Regions from separate parts of the Homo sapiens genome. Here region 1 is linked to region 2. The links are chromatin loops, found by intact Hi-C in ENCODE. Cell type or tissue: HCT116. All regions are shown on one strand. Each heading gives the region's core, and the rest is flanking DNA. Links, peaks and the distances in the headings are about the cores only. Region 1 overlaps DNHD1 (dynein heavy chain domain 1). Region 2 holds the start of RRP8 (ribosomal RNA processing 8).

What was found. A loop is a pair of places that touch in the nucleus more often than their neighbours do. Peaks named below come from ENCODE experiments on the same cell type or tissue, not always from the same donor. Only the 100,000 strongest peaks of a DNase experiment are listed, where the experiment ranks them.
Region 1: it touches region 2 in a loop (2.9-fold over the local background); 50 of 110 quality-filtered maps call a loop at or near these places.

What each region holds. Positions count from the first base shown.
Region 1 is chr11:6,530,093-6,533,112 of GRCh38, forward strand. DNHD1 (dynein heavy chain domain 1) reads left to right here. Exons shown (of 43, transcript NM_144666.3): 13 at 2,935-3,020. Among named protein-coding and RNA genes, the nearest start is that of DNHD1, 34 kb to the left of the region's middle. In HCT116, for the core only: a CTCF peak has its summit at 1,385; a DNase peak (open chromatin) is centred at 1,399.
Region 2 is chr11:6,602,140-6,604,926 of GRCh38, forward strand. It overlaps RRP8 (ribosomal RNA processing 8), which reads right to left and starts at 1,477. Exons shown (of 7, transcript NM_015324.4): 1 at 1,265-1,477; 2 at 1-76. The coding sequence starts at 1,363. It overlaps ILK (integrin linked kinase), which reads left to right and starts at 1,635. Exons shown (of 13, transcript NM_004517.4): 1 at 1,635-1,683; 2 at 2,041-2,221. The coding sequence starts at 2,133. RefSeq lists enhancers at 710-1,251, 1,247-1,436, 2,027-2,266, 2,497-2,656 and a silencer at 1,507-1,716. In HCT116, for the core only: no CTCF peak of the experiment used is centred there; a DNase peak (open chromatin) is centred at 1,512; H3K4me3 peaks cover 2,500 bases; H3K27ac peaks cover 2,111 bases.

The DNA.
Region 1 (3,020 bases), core at 258-2,757, 72 kb before region 2:
CTTTTTACTACAACACATAACAGTATGATTTCTACTCTGCTGTGACTGTTTCATGTTAGCAAGGGACACCCTAAAAGGTGGTCTTTCCCAAAGTTCTATGTGGAAAGTGGGGCTCAAGACCATTCTACTACCTATTTTCTCCTCAACCCATCTCAGGTTCCCTCCTCTTGCCACTTCTACCCCTGCTAATTGAACGCCCAATTGTTGCTATCCCTGGGTCTCTGAGAAATCTGGCTTATGACCTAGTCTTTTACCCTCTTTTCTTTCTTCCTTCCCATGGGAAGGATATCTCATGCTATTGTGTACTAGCTAGTGCCTCAGCCTAGGAGTTCGCCACAGAGAGGCTCACAGCGGGGTAGATTTGGAAGCCAGTGATTTGTTCTTTTAGGAAATATGGAGGTTGTTCTCTTTCCTCACCTAGCCTCAAGGATGGCAATAGCCAATAGTATCTACTTCCTGTGAAGACTAGATCCTGTTGGACCCGTGGCTTCCCAGGCCTGCTTTCTTTATGAAGGTTAGAAGCCACTGGGGCCTGGAAAGAGTTTGCTTGTATGCCCTGCTTGCTTCGCCTTCCCTGTCTTGGCTCTCAACAGATGAAAGCACATGTATCATTAGGTATCCAGTGGGCCACTAAAACTCCCTCCTCTTGTACAGGGGGTTCAGGCGGGCAAGGCAGGAACCGGGAGGACGTTTGATTGTTTTGTCTTCTCTCTGGCCGTGTTTTGGTCAGGCTTTACTTCACTGCTGCTGAGAAAGCTTATTGTTGTTCTAGTTTGTTAGCTTCCTGATCCTCAATCCAGGACCAACTAGTCTCTTTAAGAGGAGCAGGTGGAGAGAAATGAGCACTGGATTTAGAACCCTGTCTGTTTTTCACTTGCTTTGTAACTTCAGATTACTGTGTTTTAGTTTCTTTATTTGTAAGCTGGGCATGATAACACAGTCACTCACAGGGTTATAGTAAGGATGACTAAGATATTATTTGCAATACTCTTAGCATTGAGTGTGGCATGCAGTAGGTGCTTAATATTTTTTTCATTTCACCTTATCCCCTTGTATCTACTCTCATCCTTCTTGCTGATCTAATTTTATCTAACCCTCTGACTTAACTCTGTCGTTTCTCTTCTTCCTGAACTCCCTTGAACAACAAATGGCGTAATTATACACTCTGACGAATTAGCTTCACCAGAAACTTGGGGTCACCCTTTACTCCTCCCTCTCCTTGACCTTACTACATCCAACCTGTCTCCAAATCCTTGTCATTCTTCTGCCCCCTAAGTATCTCTTAAATCTGTTTTTATCCATCTCCAGCTTCTAATCCCAAGGAGTCCTGGTATTTTATCAATGCATTGCTCCTTTATACCATACGGTGTCACTGTTGAGCTCCCATCTGCCTTCATCTGCCTGTTGCTACTGGTCCAAAAGCAGCACCATAAACAAACAAACAAACAAACAAGCAAACAAATGTGGCAGCATTGCAATGGCCTAGTTACTGTTATGTTCCAAAGGGACAGTGTGAAAAAGGATGAGTTTAGATCTTCATGTTCTGTTTGATATAGGTTGTCCCTCAATAGGCTTCCTCTCAGCAGGTTTTCTTATTATCAGGTCTTAGTACCCAGTCATCTTGGTTACTTCCTCCAAGTCTCTGAAAGTGACATACCCAGTATGTCTCAATTATCTGTCCCCCAAACTCACTATTTTACTTACTAGTTGCAGAGATGCTAATAGAGGATCGGTCAGTTTACTTTGCACATAACATAAAAAATATTTTTAAATACTTTTTATAAACATATATTTTTATGTTTACATTTATATTTATAACATAAACATGTTTATATTTAAAATATAATGAAGTGGAGCCATGCTGCCTGAGTCTGAATCCTTGCTCTGCCACTGTGTGATGTTGATCAAGTGACATAACCTCTCTGAGCTTCAGTTTGCTTATCTGTAAAATAATAGTATTTACTTCAAAGGGAATTTGTGAGGATAAAATATAATTAAAGTACTTGAAATAGTGTCTGGTATGTAGAAAGCACTCTATACTCTATTTGGTGTACCATATTTCTATATTGTATTTTTCCTATTCTGTGCATATTTTAACATCTCTGAACTTTAAAGGTGTCTCATGATTGAAGATGTGTTAGAGTTTAGATGGCATCAGTTTTTTTTCTTTGTTAGTGGTATATAAAATAATGGTGCTTCTTACAACGGGATCTTAGATTTTATGAGGTATCATATGGGTGTTATCCCTGCCCTCTGAGATAATAAAGTTGTTCATACTGCCAAGGGCAGCTTCCAGGATTACTTTCTAGCCCCTTATCCACCTGAGACTTTCTTTACTTTAATCCTTAAAAACAAAAGGCAGATCATACTACCTTCTTGGTCCCCTTCTTCTAGAGCAAGGGCAGTAAGACTCCAAAACCAGAATACTTTTATGTCTGCTAGGATACTCTGCTATTCACAAACATGTCATTTCCATACTGTTGCACACACTGTTTCATCTTTTTGGAGAATTAATACTCAACACATCCAACTCCAGTGTTCCCTTCTCTGAAGGGGCCTTGCCCAGCCTTCTCAGGATACCCCCCGGCACCCCCACCTCTTAGCTATACTGGCTGAAGGCTCCAGGCACTCACAGTGGATTTATCACACTGATTTGTGATTGCTCATTTGTATGTCTGTCTCTGCCTCATATTGTGAGCTTTTCAGGGTGGGGAAACTTTCTGTCTCATTCATTTGCTCTCGTCTACCAGTATAGAGCACAGTCCCCAGTGCATAGCAGCTGACTGGACATTGAGCAGGGATTCAACAAGCATTAAATGAGATAATTCATGGTCTGACCTGCCATTCAGCCTACTCCCACTCTGGACCACAGCACTGTCCCCAGCACCCCTTCTTTTTTATGCGTCCCCTCACACCTTACTCTCCTGTCTCCAGAATCCAAGCTGAACAGCATAAGGAAGGACATTCTTGCACACGTGCAAAATGAGTGCTGGAACCTCAGTCAACAACTCATGACAGAG
Region 2 (2,787 bases), core at 22-2,521:
GGCTGGGGGGATGCTGGGAAAGAGATGCTGCCTCTAGGGCCCGTAATGTGGCCAAGAGCTGGCGGCGCTTGGAGCCCTGGAGGAAAACAGGGGATGACAGTGGGCCTAAAGAGAATGGATGAGGCCTGGAGAACAAGAAGGGAGAGATGTGGACCTGATTCAGACTGGCAGAAGCATCTGAATTCTTCCCAGTCAAGCCTGCCAGAACCCAGAAGAACTTTTATGTCACCACCCCAACTTCTGGGAAGCTGGAGAGCAGAGAAACCACCTATCCCACTTTCTTCAATGTGTAAATGAGCTAATGGAGGTTTCCCCAAAGGAAAATGCAAAGGCCACAAGCAACAAGACCAAGGCCAGAGACCAGGAATTCCAACCCTTCACCTTGAGCTTTTGCCTAGAGCTGATACATTTCTGTAAGAGGTAAGGAGGCTTCTGAACACAGGAGACACATGATCACACACGTATATTAAATATTTAACATGTCTCTAGCTGCAGTGTAGAAAACAAACTGAAGGGGAGAAATTGCAGACAGAGAGGCCAGCGGCTTGGACAATGGTAATGGGGCTAGGGGATGAAAAAGGAGGAAACAAAGCAGGCCGATTCCATGTTGGAGGCAGACTGAAGGGTAAGAAAAGCCTGAGGAAGCAGGGCCCTCACATCTGCAGAGGCTCAAAGGAGAAGATGTATTGTCGGGAAGGCTGATTCTGTGTTGCAGTCCTACCAGGTAATCCTAGGCCAGGCACTTACCCTGATTCTAAGTTTCCCACACCCTCCTTTGAACAATGATACTGACAACTCTTACTGTCTCCAATCCATCCTCCACACTGTAACCGACGACCCTTTCAAAATACAAATCTGAAGAAATAATTCCATTGCTTAAAACCTTTCATTGGCTTCTATTCTCAATATACGCAAAACTTCTACCTCTTGAACTTGAACAGCATATATGCCCCTTTCATTTACTATGTATTTCAACCACAAGGACCACTTGTGTTTGTGACTCTGACAGAACATGCTCTCTTGTCCCAGGGCCCTTGTACGTACTTTTTCCTGTCTGAAGAACCCTCTTCGCTTCACCAACTTCTACTCAACAACTCTCTCTGACCCAACGTCAGTTTCTTTTGGAAGTTCTCGGATCTTCAGATCAGGACTCGCCCTTAACGGTGCCACAGGTGTCCCTCCCCGCAATACACACAGCGCTGGGATCCACCAATGTCCGCTTCGCGGCCTGAAACAGCTCCCATTGCTCCCGCGAGTCACTCACCTTGTTTTGCGAGGAGGCCGCAGGCGGAGGTCGTGAGATTACGGGCCCAAGGCCCGCGGCTACTGGGGCCGCCTCGGCCCACTCAGGCTCTTCGAACATGAGGGTCGGGAGGGCAGGGTCGCCGAGTCCCCGCTCTTCTCCACGTGCACAGCGCTCCTCTGGAAGTCGGAGCGCTCAGACCTGCCAGAACCGACCCGGAAACCAAAGCGTGACAGCCAGGGGTTGCTAGAGCGGCCGGCGCGGCGCAGCGAACCATCGAGTTTAGCCAGGCGCGGCTAGAAGGGCAGGGAGGCGGTGGGAGGGGAGGGACGGAGGCCCGCGCTGCCCAAGAGCGCCACGGGCGGGGCGGGGCCGGCGGCGGGCTGCGGGCGCGGCCGGACGGGAGTTCCCCGGAGAAGGATCCTGCAGCCCGAGTCCCGGTGAGTGCGAGAGGACCCGCGCCCCCTGTCACCCCTCACTTCTCCTGAGTCCCAAGTAAGGAACGGAGCCAACCCTGGGGAGGACCCCCGGTCCCCTCTCCCAGAGTATACGGAGCCTGAACCTCCCCACTTCCCCCAACTCTGTTCGCGGATAGGGTCTAGTTGCCTGCTCTCGGACATCCGTTCAGCAGACACTACCTCTTCGTCACCCCCTGCCCACCCTGACCCGCCTTTACCTCGCGTCTAGAGGACACAGCCAGGGATCATCCCGCAGCCCCGAACTCCTTCACAGACCCCCACTAGCCGGGGACGCAGCTCAGGCCCCCTACCCCCAACACAAACACTTCTCTCCTGTAGAGGATAAAGCTTGGGGTTCATCCTCCTTCCCTGGATCACTCCACAGTCCTCAGGCTTCCCCAATCCAGGGGACTCGGCGCCGGGACGCTGCTATGGACGACATTTTCACTCAGTGCCGGGAGGGCAACGCAGTCGCCGTTCGCCTGTGGCTGGACAACACGGAGAACGACCTCAACCAGGGGTGAGCTGAAACGGTTGGTGGATGAGAGGAAGGCTAGAGATCTCCTGGCTACGTGGAGTGGAGTGCTCATGTCTGGTGGTGGCGGCTGCCTTTGCTAGCCAGTGTAATGAGTGCTAAGCATAGCCTGTGGGGGGCAGAGGGTTTTCACAGAGGACGCAGTTTGAGCTGAATCTTGACTGCAGAATAAGAGTTTCACAGGCAGAGGCTACAGAGAGCTTTCCAGCCTCAGTAGACTGCATGGCCAAAGGCTAGGGGGCAAGGCACAGAGCAGAGAGAACAGGAAATTGTCTGGAGTTCCATATGGCTGGAGGATAGATGATCTCTGTGGGTCGGAGCATTGGGTACAAGAGGAAAAGAACAGGACATAAGACTGTAGAGGTCTCCAAGGATCAGCCAGATCATGCAAGCATATTTAGGCTATAAGAAGGTCTTTATTTTAAAAGCAAGGTTTTAAAGCTGTATAGTGACATAATGAGATTGTCCATTTTTCAGTATCGTCTTGGATGCTTTGTGAAGAGCAGGTGGAAAGGAGGCAATTGCCTAGTTCATCGTAGAAGTAATGATGT